Linked DNA regions of Homo sapiens: region 2 is linked to region 1. Evidence: read pairs that join two places in POLR2A ChIA-PET (ENCODE). Cell type or tissue: HepG2. All regions are shown on one strand. Each heading gives the region's core, and the rest is flanking DNA. Links, peaks and the distances in the headings are about the cores only.

What was found. Peaks named below come from ENCODE experiments on the same cell type or tissue, not always from the same donor. Only the 100,000 strongest peaks of a DNase experiment are listed, where the experiment ranks them.
Region 2: POLR2A ChIA-PET joins it to region 1 with 12 read pairs; 1 of 35 experiments calls an interaction of 5 or more read pairs at or near these places.

Annotation. Positions count from the first base shown.
Region 1 is chr9:133,710,880-133,721,313 of GRCh38, forward strand. SARDH (sarcosine dehydrogenase) reads right to left here. Exons shown (of 21, transcript NM_001134707.2): 7 at 8,059-8,163; 8 at 6,447-6,576; 9 at 2,159-2,245; 10 at 1,740-1,830. Among named protein-coding and RNA genes, the nearest start is that of SARDH, 22 kb to the right of the region's middle. RefSeq lists enhancers at 504-1,207, 4,724-5,427, 5,428-6,129. In HepG2, for the core only: a CTCF peak has its summit at 5,102; DNase peaks (open chromatin) are centred at 2,682, 4,132, 5,092 and 5,502; H3K4me3 peaks cover 1,683 bases.
Region 2 is chr9:133,766,800-133,770,799 of GRCh38, forward strand. VAV2 (vav guanine nucleotide exchange factor 2) reads right to left here. Exons shown (of 30, transcript NM_001134398.2): 27 at 3,579-3,702; 28 at 2,618-2,704; 29 at 1,643-1,797. Among named protein-coding and RNA genes, the nearest start is that of SARDH, 30 kb to the left of the region's middle. In HepG2, for the core only: a CTCF peak has its summit at 2,277 (motif pointing left); a DNase peak (open chromatin) is centred at 2,282.

The DNA.
Region 1 (10,434 bases), core at 2,588-6,587:
GTGCCACCAGCCAGGCTGCTTGGCAGGGGTCTGGGACCAACAGGGTGGGTGCTCCTCCTGCTGCTGTACTCCAGGGTGGGTGCTCCTCCTCCTGCTGTACTCCAGCTCTCAGGGGCTCCCCACCTGTGCCCTTGGCTCCCAGCCCCAGAGCAGCCCATGGCACACTCCCGCCAAAGTCCCAGTGATGGAAGGAAGACAGCTGACCGAGGGAGGCCCAGGCCTGCCCCCAACTTGCCAGGGGTCGCCTCAGGGCCTCTGCCAGCCCATGAGCAAACATCCTGTCTGCTGAGTGCGGGACTAGGCCCCAGGTCAGGAGCTGGGCAGGCTGGGCAGCTCCATTTTGCAGCCGAGGATACAGAGGCACAGAGAGGCCACACAGAACCCTGGTTGGTGGGTTCCAGAGCTGGAATCCCCAAGGGAGGCCAGGGCATGAAGACTGTCCCTCCTGGGGAGGGAGCTGGGTCCCTACCTGGCTCTGGTTCAAAAGCCGGGTGACTTCAGGCAAGTCACCTCCATTTTGCTGTTTGCAGCAGGAGGGGCCTGAATTGGCCCTTCCTTGAAGTCCTTTACAGTTTTATCATTTCCGGGACATTCCTCGCTTGGGAGAGTGCAGGGGCGCAGGCCCAGACGGGCTCTGAGTCAGCCAGAGGAGGCTTCACTGTGTCGGGTGCCATGGAGGGGTGGCAGCTGGGGGGCCTCAGTGTCACTGTCTCCGTGGGGTCAGACATTCTTCTCCACAGTGGGCGTAATGTCCTCATCAGGCCAGGAAAGGACTAGGTCAGCAGAGGCGAGGGGCGCACCGAGCTGAGCCAGGCCTTCTCCCTCCGGAGCCCACCCACCTACTGCCTCCCCAGGGAGGCTGTCCACCAGCAGCAGCAGCCGGGAGCAGAGTGGGCTGGAGAGACCCGGAGGCCGGGCTCCCTCCAAGCCGTCCTGCCTCGACAGCCACCCCACAACGCACGGGGAGTGGCCCGGGCCACAGGCCCTGCTGTGTGGGTCGGAGAGGCCACCGCCATGAGGACGAGACACAGGAGGAGCCTCCCCCCTTGCCGGGGAGCGCCTGCACCACTGTCCTGTGCTCTGCAAGAGATGGCCCTGACTGGCAGAAGGCCATCGGGATAGGCTGCCGTCACCGGCTCTGGCCACCAGCACCCCAGTCCATGCCTCGGCTGGGGATGACTTAGCGTTTCCATGTGCAGACCCCATGCTGGGTGCCTCACCAGTACAAATGCCCTCCCTGCTCCCAGAACCTCCACAGCCCCTCCCCATCACCCTGCATTAGAGACGAGGAAGTGGCTTGCACTGGGTCTCATTCCTGGCCGCTTTGTCAGTGTACGATTGAACGGGACAGCCGGGGCTGCCTGGCTGCAAGCCGCGGCATACACACTCAGCACAGTTTTCCCAGCTCAGCCCCGCTCCCTCCTGCCCCCAGGCCTCAGTCTCCCCATCTGTGAGGTGGGGTGATGCCATCCCACTGATGACTCCAGAGCTGTCCAGGGGCTCAGGCAGGACCCTGGGACAAGAGATCTTCAAAGCTGTAAAGGGGCGTGGACCTGCCCCCCAGCCACCCCCTCAGCACTGCCCACCTTCTGCTGGTGGCCTTCCTCCCTCACTGCTGCCCCTTCCAGGAAGCCACCTGGATTTCAGGCAAGGCTCCTTTCTCAGTAGCCCTCGCTGTTTACCCCACGCCACCTGTCCTGAGTGGCGGGCCCTGCCCTTAGGTCCCAATGGGCACTTACCTGATGTCATAGCCATGCATGTCCTTCTCCGGGCGCCCATGGATGATCCAGTGGGCCAGCTCCTGCCCACAGCCACCACCCAGCATCATTCCTGGCAGGAAGAGAAGCGCAGGGCTGCGGTCTGCCCCCCAGGGTCCCCCACCCATGTCCAAACATGTGCCCCCATCTCCACGGACAGCACAGACACTCCAAGCTCTGCTCTCACACCTGGGGTGCTGCACGCCTCCTGATTGGACTGCTGCTGGACTGGACCCTGGCACAGGTGCACTCTCTGGGAAGCAGAAGGGGCTGGACTCCCCAGCCTCTCCTGTCCCCACCACTGTCGGGGGCCACGGTGCTCCTGCGCCCGCCTCCCCCAGAGCTCTGGGAATGACAGGACCTCCCTCTTGGGGGCCAGGAGGGCTGCTGCCCGGACTCACCTGCGCTGTTGAAGCCACAGCCCAGGAAGAACCCTCGGAGCTCAGGTGCCTCCCCCATCAGGGGCTTGTGGTCGGGCGTGAAGGATTCTGAAAGAAGGAGAGAGAGGCCTGGAGTCCCTTTTGCAGTGCACATACTCTTGGGGTGAGGTCTTCCAAGAGAGCAGTGATCAGGCAGGGTCTGCAGGGGCCCCTCCACCCAACCCCCTCCCTCCTCTAGGCCCTGCTCAGCGCCACTTCCTCATGGGGGCCTCCCCGCTGGCTCCTGCCCGTGCTCTCTGAGCCCCTCCACGTGTGCTGCCAGAACCAGCTGACGGCGACCTGGCTGGGTTCTGCCTGGTGGGGTCCCGCTGTCTTGTGGCCGTTGTCCTGCCGACAAGGAGCCCTTCTCTGACCCTGGAGACCATGCTGCGGCTCCCCCAGTGCACCAGCGTCCTGCTGTGTCCCTGCCAGAGACTTGTCACTCCTGCCCACTGGACCTTGAGAGGGCAGAGACCAGTTTTCTCACTCCACTTCCCCCCGCCCAGCACAGGGTCAGAGCCCAGCAAGTGCAGGTGCTTGATAAATGTCTGTTGAGCCAACAAAGGCTCCCAACTTCTGCGGGGGAGGAGACCAATGTCCCACTCCGGCGGCCACAGCTGAGCCTCAGACAGAGGCCAGGACACGGTGGGAGGGGAACCCTGGCTCTCTGTGGCCACAGTCCTGGATTCAAAACCTGCTTCACCCCTTCCTAGCTGTGTGGCATTGGGCGAGTCACTTCGCCTCTCTGAGCAAGGCTTAGCGTCCTAGTCTATAAAACTGGGATAGCAGAACCTCCACAGAGCTGTGCGCTCGCCAGCCTACAGACGTTCATGTCCTGGGCTTGGCCCTGGGAGGCAGCGCTGAGCAGGACATGTCCCAGCCCTCGAGGAGCTGACGGAGGGAGGGAGCAAATACTTAAATAAGCAAAAAACAGACGGTCTCGTAAAGAAAATACGATGAACTGAGGGCCACGCGTCACTGAGGTGCCAGCTGCTACTGTTGGCACCCCAGCACCACACCATGTTAGACTCTAGATGAGGAAGCGGCCGGCCCTGGTCTGAGGGACCCCAGGGCACTTCGTTCGTGAACGATGATACGGGGATGGCTCCAAGTCTGGGGGGTCATCCTCTGCATGCAGATCAGGAGCAAGTGCCGTCCCGCTCCCTGGAGAGCAATCAGGGCCCCCACGCTAGGAGCTGAGGGGGCAGAGAGCCACGGGGAGCCTGGGCTAAGAGCCTGGCCAGGAGAGGCAGGGCTCCTTGAGGGGCAGAAGGTGGCAGGGCCACTGCAGGGGAGGGTGGAGGAGGCAGGCTAGAGGGGCAGGGCCCTACGTGGAGGGCCTGGGTTATCAGGGCAGAGGGCAGAGGCCGGAGCAGCCATCTGGGTGAGAGACAAGGAAGGCTCCAGAGAAGGTGACGATGGGGCAGAAAGAGTGAGCTGAGGCCGGGTGCAGTGGCTCACGCCTGTAATCCCAGTACTTTGGGAGGCCAAGGCAGGCGGATGTCTGGAGCCCAGGAGCTCAGGACCAGCCTGAGCAACATAGCGAGACGGCATCTCTACAAAAAAATCAAAAAATTAGCCGGATGTGGTGGAGCGAGCCTGTAGTTCCAGCTACTCAGGAGGCGGAGAAGGGAGGATGGCTTGAGCCCAGGAGGTAGAGGCTGCAGGGAGCCAAAATCGCACCACTGCTCTGCAGCCTGGGCAACACAGCAAGACCTTTAAAAAAGGGGGGATTGGGGAGGTAACCTGGGCTGGGTTTGGGGATGGCCCAGGGAGCACCTTGGGAGGGCTGGAACTATTTCTAGGCCCAGGGAGGGCAGGAAAGAAGCTCTGAACAACCTCACAGGGAATCTGCGGGGAGCGCTATCAAGAGCTAGCGGAGGGGCAGCTGCAGGGAACAAGGGTCTCTTGGATGTTTCACAAATGACTCATGCGGGTTGAGTAACCCGAGGACACATGGGACCTCCAGGCAACATGGCCAGGGGCCAGGCCTGCGGCTCCCACCCTGACCTTGGTGAGCTCCACCATCCTGGAATGAGAGCTCTGCCTGCCCTCCCAGGCGCTCCCTAAGTCACGGGGGCCTGGGACTTCCCTGCTCTTTCCTGGAGGCCAAAGGCCATTGGCCGTGCCTGGCAAGGAGAAATGCTGATTCCCCACCAGTCTCCCATCCAGCCGACAGACCAGATCCAAGATGTCCTTGCCTGCACATCTTCCCCAAAATAGGGCTTCGTGGGGAGTACCGGCTCCCCAGGCTAATTAAAACGAGAGGAAGAGAAAGATAGAGAGAGACAGAGAGACGCCTGGGGTTATCTGTGCCCCTGGGATTCTTCCGGGCCTGTGTTTCTCGCTGCCAGACCCACGCAAGCTGCGGGGTGGGGGCAGTGAGTCACGGCTGTGTGCTCCTACCCTGCACGCTGCCCCGGCCCCTGGGGCTCTATCTGCTTCTCCCCGGGGCTGCACTTCACTCCAAAGGCTCCCATAGGAGTCGAATTCATTCAAGTAGCCCCTGCTGACGGCTGAGCAGATGCTGAGCGTGCCAGGACAGAGGGGGCTGGACTCCTCGGTGGCCACAGCCCTTCTGTGTCGGGACTCTTCCCTGTCTTTAGGGCCCTCATCCGCTCCCTGCATGGCCCGTGGAAGTCCCTGGGCTCCCCGCTTTGTGCCGCCCACCTCTACTCAAATGCTCTCTACAGCTGCTGGGCCTGGCCTATGCCCTGCACCGCCCCTGTGGCTTCTGGTCCCTAGGCCACCCTGCCGAGTCAGTGCTCCGTCACCATCTCACAGATGCACCTACTCCAGAGGGCACCCATTCCAGTGCCCTTCACTAAAGGCACAGAGGGACTCACCAGGCTTCTGACACGAAGTTTCCCTGGGGGCAACACTGTGTCTTCCTGAACCTCTCTCCCAGCCCTGAAGCGGGGCCAGAGCTCCCCCTACCAGGAAGCAGTGGGGAACACCATGTGATTCTGCTGGAACCCCAATGTGGGGGATTGTCTGTGCCCACCTGGTGCTCCCCTGCTCAGATCACGTATCCGCGGCAGGCCCAGCGCTGACTCGCCCTCCAGGGCCGGGCTAGGCTGCCCCTCCTCCTGGCCGCCCGTCTGTGTCCTCAGGCTGTGGCCACCCAGTCACCCCATGCCTCGTGTCAGAGCACCCACCCACGGGCTGTGATCAGTGACTTGCATTGGGTCTCCCCTGCCAGAAGGAGGGCGCTGGCCCTGAGCGTGCCTGCCTCCACCACCGACGAAGTGCCACTTAATGTAGAATGAATGCCCTCATGAAGGAATGCTGGTGCTCTGGGGTCACCGGTAGCTCCTGGGCTGCCCCACACTCAACTCAGGGACGTCTGGCTCAAAGTCCCGTGGTTATAAACACTGGGGTGCCAAGGTCAGCTGCAGCCCCTCCTGCTTCCCAGAGAGTGCACCTTTGCCAGGGCCCAGGCCAGCAGCCTCAGCCCCACACCCGCCCCCTGGGGCAGAGCCTTCCGGGCTCCCCAGGCCAGCAGCCTCAGCCCCACACCCGCCCCCTGGGGCAGAGCCTTCCAGGCTCCCCAGGCCAGTAGGGTGGGGTGGGGCTGAGCTGCGCTGTGGATGACCCACGTGGGGCATCTGGGAGCTGAGCCCACCTTTTTGCTCCAGCCTCTTCCAGCTAAGTTCTCCTGGGGCTAGCAAGGAGGGCCAGAGTTAGGGGAATCTTGACACAAGAACCTTCCCCCGCTGAGCTGGCCTCCAGGTGCAAGCCGCCAAGAACAGGAGGGAGGCCAGCAGCATGGGGTCCTGGCCAGGGCAGTGCTCTCTGGGAGCGGTGGGGGCTGGGGCTGGAGGCAGAACTGGGACTCACAGCTGTATAAGCCTCTCATCAGGGAAGGTCTCAGCCCTTCCATTCCTGGCTCAGCCTCACAGGGTGCTGGGATGTGGCCCGCTATTCCCATTTTACAGATGAAAACACAGAATTCCAGGGACAAGTCAAGTCTAGGGATGAAGAAGCCCAGGTGGGGAAGCCAGGACCAGCCACCCTTGAGGCAGGAGGAGGCCCTGGCCTCGTGCTTGGGGCAGATGATGGCCCTTGTGAAGCCCAGGCCTCTCGCCCGTAGAGGGGAATAAAGGCCACACCTAGTACCCAGGGCTGCTGGAGCCAAGCAGCGAGAGGGACCGGGGACAGCCCTGGGTCCCCTGTGTGACACAGGCTGGTCTCACGGGGCATCACTACTAACAGTCATCAGACCAAAGGACCCATGGACGCCCACCCCAGCTCCGAGGCTGTCACTCACCAGGGCCGCAGACCGTGGACTTGATTCCTGTCTTCTCCAGCACGGGGACCCTGTTGATGGCGCCTTCAATGTGCTGGGTGAACACCTCCCAGTCCAGGTCAAAGAGGCCGAAGGCAAACTTGTCTGACACCTGCCAAGGCAGGGCAGGGGAACATCTCCGTTGTCCCCAAGAAGGCCATGCATCCCCATGCCAAACCTGCCTTGTGATGGCTGCCAGGCCAGCCTCTGCTGAATCAGATGCATTAGAGGGCTGGTGGTCACCCACACGTCCCAGCCGTTTGTCTCCCCCACCCACCAACCCATCAGCAAGGTCTGTCTGCTCCCCCTCCCCACCCCAGCCCAGGCCTCCACCCACTCCCCTAGATCCCACCATGCCCCTTCCCTACTCACAAGCCTCCTCTGGCCCCCTGCAGCTCACGATGGCCCCAAAGCCCTGTATGGCATGTGCCAGCCTGCCTACCTCTACCACTGGGCCCGCCACCCTGACCTTCCTGCAGCTCTTTGGGAAGAGCAAGCTTGTGTGAGCTCAAGGCCTTCACCCCTCAATGGGGCAGTTCTTCACCCAGACCTGGCACGCTGGTTTGTTGTCGCGGTGCAGGGCTCTGCTTGGATGTCCCCTCCCTGAAAAACCCTGCCCTGACCACCCATCTAAAGGATATCCTTCTGCTCCAGTCTCTCTAGGCTGATCCTTAACCTGCTAATTTTATTCAGTGCGCGATCATCTTCCAGAATTTCATTCCTTGTTCATTTGTTTGTTTGTTTGTTTGTAACAGTCTCACTCTGTCACCCAGGCTGGAGTAAAGTGGTGCGATCTCGGCTCACTGCCACCTCCATCTCCCGGGTTCAAGTGATTCTCCTGCCTCAGCCTCCCAAGTAGCTGGGATTACAGGTGCCCGCCACCACACCTGGCTAATTTTTGTATTTTTAGTAGAGTTGGGATTTCACCATGTTGGCCAGGCTGGCCTCAAATTCCTGACCTCAGGTGGTCCGCCCACCTCAGCCTCCCAAAGTGCTGGGATTACAGGTGTGAGCCACCGTGCCCAGCCATTTGTTTGTTTATTGTATGTCTCTCCACCAAAATATAGGCACCCAGAGTCAGGGACTTTTATCTTAGTTTCCCTCTTTCTCCAGAAATTAAAGCAGTTTTTAGCCCAAAGTAGCCACTCAGTCGTTCCATGTGTGGACTAAATGCATATACACATAGAACAGGGCTGCAGGGCTGCCCTAACCCCAGAAGCTGCCCGGGAAACAGCCCAGGCCAGGGGAAATGCCGCTGCAGCAGCTGGTTGGGAGGGCAGTGTCATTTGCTGAAGGACGTAGGACTTGTGTGCTCTCATGCCCTTCTGAGGTCATCACTCCACACTGCGCAGACCTTCTCTGTGGATGTTTTGAGGCAAAGCCCTCCAGCTGCCCTGGGTCTGTATTTGACTGCCTGCCAGGACCGTCAGGGTAAGAGCAAGATGGCTTTGAGCTTGGTGGGGTCAGGGGACCGGCCACTTCTCAGGTGTGCCTCTGAGGAGCTTCAGGAGGATGGACTTCCTGAAAGAGGCCCTCTCCATGCTGAGATGCAGCCCCAACTCCCTCCCATTATCCCAGGGCCCTGGCATCTTACCTCCTCCCAAAAGATGGGGTTGGCCTCATAGCCACCCACAGACAAGGCATCCCCTTGGAGGCGGAGGTAGACAGAGGCATCATGATCACGGACATTGGGCATGTTCTGGAAGGCAGAGAGAGAGGCCTTGGCATCATCCAGAACTGGGTGGGGACTTGGTTCCCCATGCCCCGTGGTGGGCCAGCACCTCCACCCAGGGTCACGGGCTCGAGATGGTCCTTCTCGTTGTAGGACCCCGAGGACAGAGTGGACACGGGGCCTCAAGTTACACACAGTGAATGGGTCACTGCCATTCAAGCCTCTCCTTCCCCAAATCCCATAAAATAACAGCAAAAGGGGAAGAAGGAAGAAGGAATGGATCGAGGAAGAGAGCAAGGGAGGAAGGGAGGGAAGCAAAACATATAACCGACAAAGATGAGAGAACAGGCAGAGGCAGCAGTAGAGGATGGGAGATTCCAACCAACCCTGGAGGACGCAGAGTGGATGGAGGAGGGGTGAGACTTAGCTGGGGCTGGAGGAGAGGGAGACTGAGCAAGGCAAGCCAGTGTGCCCCTCCTGCCTCCTCTTGAATCTTCAGAGCCACCCCAGGTCCCTCTTCAGGGGGTGATGCGCTTGCTCATGTATGGAAGGATCTTCCTCTGGAGAGGTGGGTCCTGAGAGGCTCCAGAAGTGGGGAGAGTGGACTGCCATCCCCCCACCCCCCCACCCCAGGAGCAGATTGGAGACTCTTCTGTGAGACACTGAGAGGCCCAGGGAAGGCTTGAGATGTTGACACCAGGGTCTCTCTAAAAGCGAAAGGCTTGCCGCCCACCCTTCCTGAGAGGCTCTCCAGTCCTCCCCTCCAAGCCTCCAATCACACTGCTGCTCACTCTCTCCTAAAAACAAAACCACAGGCCAGGCACGGTGGCTCACACCTGTAATCCCAGTGCTTTGGGAGGCCAAGGCAGGCAGATCACGAGGTCAGGAAATCAAGACCATCCTGACTAATATGGTGAAACCTCGTCTCTACTAAAAATACAAAAAATTAGCTGGGCGTGGTGGCGGGCGCCTGTAGTCCCAGCTATTCGGGAGGCTGAGGCAGGAGAATGCGTGAACCCAGAACGTGGTGCTTGCAGTGAGCCGAGATCGTGCCACTGCACTCCAGCCTGGGTGACAGAGCAAGACTCCGTCTCAAAATAAATAAATAAATAAATAAAACAAAACCACAGGCCAGGCACTGTGGCTCACACCTGTAATCCCAGCACTTTGGGAGGCCGACATGGGTGAATCACCTGAGGTCAGGAGTTCAAAATCAGCCTGGCCAACATGGTGAAACCCCATCTCTACTAAAAATACAAAAAATTAACCGGGCGTGGTGGTGGGCAGCTGTAATCCCAGCTACTCAGGAGTCTGAGACAGGAGAATGGCTTGAACCTGGGAGGCGAAGGTTGCAGTGAGCCAAGATTGCACCATTGCACTCCAGCCTGGGCAACAAGAGTGAAACTCTGTCTCATAAATAAATAACCACAAACCACAACAAGAACATCAGGAATACAAGAAGATGGTGTATTAGTGTGTTCTCACGCTGCTAATAAAGACATACCCAAGACTGGGTAATTTATACAGGAAAGAGGTTTAATGGACTCACAGTTCCACATGGCTGGGGAGGCCTCACAATCATGGTGGAAGGCAAATGAGGAGCAAAGGCATGTCTTACATGGCAGCAGGAAAGAGAGAGAGAGCATGTGCAGGGGAACTCCCTTTATAAAACCATCAGATCTCCTGAGACTTATTCCCTACCATGAGAACAGTATGGGGGAAACCACCCCATGATTCAATTATCTCCACCTGGCCCCACCCTTGACACATGGGGATTATTACGATTCAAGGTGAGCTTTGGGTGGGGACACAGCCAAACTGTATCAGAGTGACAGACAGTGCTATGAGAAAGGAATCTAAGATGAAGAAAGAGGTCTTTAAATGAGATATGATAGTCAAAATTTAAAATTCAATGGAAGGGCCAGATAAGGCTGGGGCCATCATCCAGCGATTAGGCTAAAAGAAAAAGACAACAAAACAGAAATCAGGAGTGGAAAAAAAATAAGAATATCAGAAGGTCCGTCTTGAAAGTTCAACATCCATTTTACAGCGGTTCCAGAAAGAGAAGACAGAGAAAAATGGAGTCGAGAAAAATGTCCAAGCAACAGCCCAAGAAGAGTCCTCCGATTGAAAATCACGCATTCATATGGAAGGGCCCAAGAGTGCCCACCAAGCCCTGAGTCTGGACAGAGGCCTGCACCAAGGCCACGCCGTGGGAAACATCACAACACCGGATGGCCAGGAGGGCCATCAACAGGGGACTGCATCGCTGGAGGCTGGAAGACATGGAGCAAACTC
Region 2 (4,000 bases), core at 1-4,000, 53 kb after region 1:
AAAACAAAAACAATGTCTTCTAAGGTTTGAATATATATAGAATTAAGATACATGAGAACGCTTGCACAAAAGTTGGGAGGAAAATGGATGCAATCAAAAGTCGCAAGGTCCTTCCTTGCATTGTCTGGGAAATAGTAAAAAAGTACTCATTTAAGGTAACCTCTAGTCTAAGGTTACCACTTAAGAAAAAAAGTGTGTAACTAACAAACCAATGTAGGGCAGGGGAAGTAGAATTAAAAATATATTGATTAATTCAAAAGTAGGCAGGAAAGAAGAAAAAAGGAGTAGATGTGACAACTAGAAAATAAAGTTAGATAATTTAAACCCAAACAGCTCAGTAATTACATTAAATGTAAATGGGCTATATATGCCTATTAAAAGCCAAAGACTGTCAGACCAGACTGGCTTCCCCAACTATTTATAAGAAATCCATTTTAAATATAAGGAAATAGAAAAGTTTAAGTAGTATGAGAGAAAATAATATGCCACACAAAGCAGTAATCCCAAGAAAGCTGGTGTCACAAAAGCAGATCAAGGAGACTACAGCAAGAATAAATGCCAGAGAAAAGAAAAGACGTTTCATAATGGTAACAGGGTCAAATTGACAGGAATTATCCAGTAATACTCAAACTAGTTGTTCTAAAACTTAATGCTGTATAGAAAATACCTGGATCTGGGAAAGAGCCCAGGTATGTGCTTATTAAATTACAGCTTCAGGCACTTTTAATGCCAATCACACAAGGACCACTTTGAGAACCAGTGGTCCCAGCCCCCTAGGTGGGCTACCTAAGCCTCAGTAGCCTTGACACTTCTATAGGGCAGTTGGGTAAAAAATGGGTCAGACTTGAGGGCCTCCAAGGGGCAGACTGATAGGTGAAGGCAGAGCTGCTCCGGCCACTGGACAATGGAAGGGTCAGCACTGGGAGCCAAGGTTAACTGGCCCTCTGAAGCCCCATCCACCTGCCCTGTGCAGCTTGCAGCTCACAGAGAAAGCTGGGCATTTTCTAATTGGTGGCACAGGGAGCTCTGGTGCTTGGATGGATAGGTACTGAGAGACATGGGTCAAAGCTAGAGGTCCAGATGGGGTGTTGGGATGAAGAGGCCACAGACATATGCAGAATCTTAGGGTGGCCAGGGCACTCTTAGGCCCACCTGGCACTTGGGAAAGTGTGAAGGGATTGGGGACACACTGTGTCCCTACTGCCTCACCAGGGCATAGATAGGGCCTTAGAAAATGGCAGGAGGAGCCCAGCAAGGACACCGTGTCCTCCTCAGTCCTGTGACCTCCCTTCCCGCAAACAGAGCTTGGGGACTTGCAAGTAATTTGGCGAGTGCAGCTATGAGGGCAGCCCAGAATAAAAATGGAACAGGGTCGGGGGGTTCCTAGGAGCCTGGATCCGCATCAGACCTCTGTAGCCGATTTCTGGCTGTGTGACCTTGGGTTCGTGGTAAACATCTGGAGCCTCGGTTTCCCCCTGTGAATGCCAACCTTCTGGGCTGCTGTGAGGATGAGGGAGATTGCAGAGGGTGTCTGGAACAGGGCCTGGGGTGTGGACATAGGTGTGGTGCTAGTCTGCCTGAGCCCGACCAGGTAGGGGCTGCAGCGAGGCCAGCCCCACACCCTCAGGGTGGGGCCACTCACCCGTCCGTTGGTCTCGCCCTTCCACCAGCCCTGGTCTCCGCCGATGCGGCTGTAGATCCTCACCACGTCACCCTCCCGCAGCGAAAGCTCCCTCATATCTCGGGCGGCAAAGTTATACCTGGCCACAGCTGTGCCGATGACGCGGGGCGTGAACACTGTTGAGGGAGATGGGCAGCATCACACAGCTGCAGGAGGAGCCCAACCAGTGATCCAGGAGGCCCTTGGGCCAAGCTGGGTCTCTCCCCTGGTGCCCAGAACCCTGCTCTGTACCCAGAGAGGAAGGATGTCAAGCAGAAAGGCTCTGGAGGGACACACTGGCCTCCAATCCCAGGGCCCCTTGCCCTCTGGGTCTGGGGACACAGCACATCCAAGTCCCTGCAATGAGGATGTTCTTAGGGACAAGAGCAGGTGCCCAGGCTTTGACCATCATCATTCCAGTGGTCCCCCAAATCCAACCAGAAACCCAGTGGAACCAGCTTGGCCCAGATGCAGAATCCTGATAGACAGGTGACAATGACCATGGCTGAGGGCGAAACACACACAGCTGCTGGGAAGGGACTTTGACTCTGGCAGCCGAAAGCCATGAGGTCAAGGCTGACTGAAAACCCCTCCTCCCTGCACCCAAGTCCCACAGCTCCTCCTCGTGGCCACCTGCTTTCTGCTACCAGAGGCAAAGCTCTTGATGAACAAGGAGGAATGACAGTGGACGGGGCTGGGAAAGTGGCCATCAGGGTGGGCGTGTCCACAGGGGGTGGGTGGTGACAATGGCAGGGCCAAGCCTGACGTGTCCTCAGGTGCTCGCAGCAGCCTCTGCCCGGCCTCCCCAGCCCCTTTCTCCCCTCCACCCAGTGCCAGACTGCGGACAACTGTGGCCACGTCAGGCAGGGCTGTGGGGCCAGTGGGCAGCTCCGTGCTGGGTCTCCCAAGGCAGCTGCCACAGGCCCGGTCCCCCCACGCCCTGGGGAGCAGCGGTACCTGACCAGAAGGGAGCGGAGGGGCCCTGAGAAGCAAAGCTGAGGCCCTGAGGACTGAGAAAAGAAAAGTTGTAGGAAGCACAGGAAGCTGCAAAGAGGCGAGAGAGAACGTGAGGCGGGCAGCAGGGCATCCACGCACAGTCACGGTGGGCACAGCTACAGGCCGGGGGGCATGGGGTGGGGCAGGCCCTTTGGCAGGAGAGGCCCTACAGGGGGGCAAAGGAGGCAGGGGGCAGCACGGGTTGTCAAGCCCCACCCAGGCACAGGTGCCACTCGGCCACACCTGAGCTACCCTGGAACCACTCTATGCACCCGTGTACTCGAGAGCAAATTGGGACCACCTCCTCTCATGCCCTCGCCTGGCACATAGCAGGTGCTCACTAAGGCCAGCTGTTCCTCTCCTGTCCAGCTCGGCCTGTGTGAGACCCATGGCCCTGCAGGACCCTGCAGGCTGGAGGACGTGGGGTGACTCTGGAGAGAGTCCTGAGCGGGAAGCCGCATGCTCGGGGCCTGCCCCTGCCCCTGATTCCGTGTGGCCTTCCCTGTTCTGAGCTGTGGAGTCCAACCTGCAAACAGGCTGCCTCTCACAGAGGAGGCCCAGGGGCTGGGCACAGGGAGGGATCTGGGAACAGGTGGGCCTGCCCTTTTCTCTCCCACCTGTGACAGCTCCATGCGCAGGGGTCTCTGCCTGGACCTGGCCCCTCCAACCCCCACTGGTCTCTGGGTGAAGAAGCCAAGACACAGAGTAGCAATTCTGAGCAGGTGCAGAGTCCCCGCCTGTCACATGGCCCAGGAGATGCCACATGACAGCATCTGCGATGGCTGGGGGAGGGGCGGGGGCTGTGTTCCCCAGGGTGGGACTCCTGGTCTGGGTCTGTGAGGGCAGGATCTGAGCCCTGGGAAGTGGGCCAGGGCAGACCCCTCCGAGGAGTGCTGGTGTGCCGGCTGGGCCGGGGCGTTACCTGGGGACCGGCTGGAGGCCCTGGAGGCCGAACGTTCCCGGGACTTGTAGGGGTACTTGAGTGTGGTGTCCAGCTGCTTGAAGCTCTCCTTCAGTGAGTGGCACTGGTAGTACTCCACCAACTCCTGCAGGGCGTACACACTCACTGACAGCTGCTGCCACCTCCAGGAAGTCCTCCCCCAGTGACCTGGCCTCCCTCTCCCACCTCTTGGTTCATGTGGGGGAGACTAGCTTCCTGGACTCCTCAGAACTCCCCACATCCCGCCAGCCCATGGTGGGTGGTCAGTACCTCGAAGGTACCAGCAACTCCCCCAAATGTTTCTAGAAAAAATAATCTGCAAAAGATGCCAAGACTGACCAGCACGGACACTGACTGCAACAGCCTTTATAAAGGAAAGAATGGAAACACTCTGTACCCAGCAC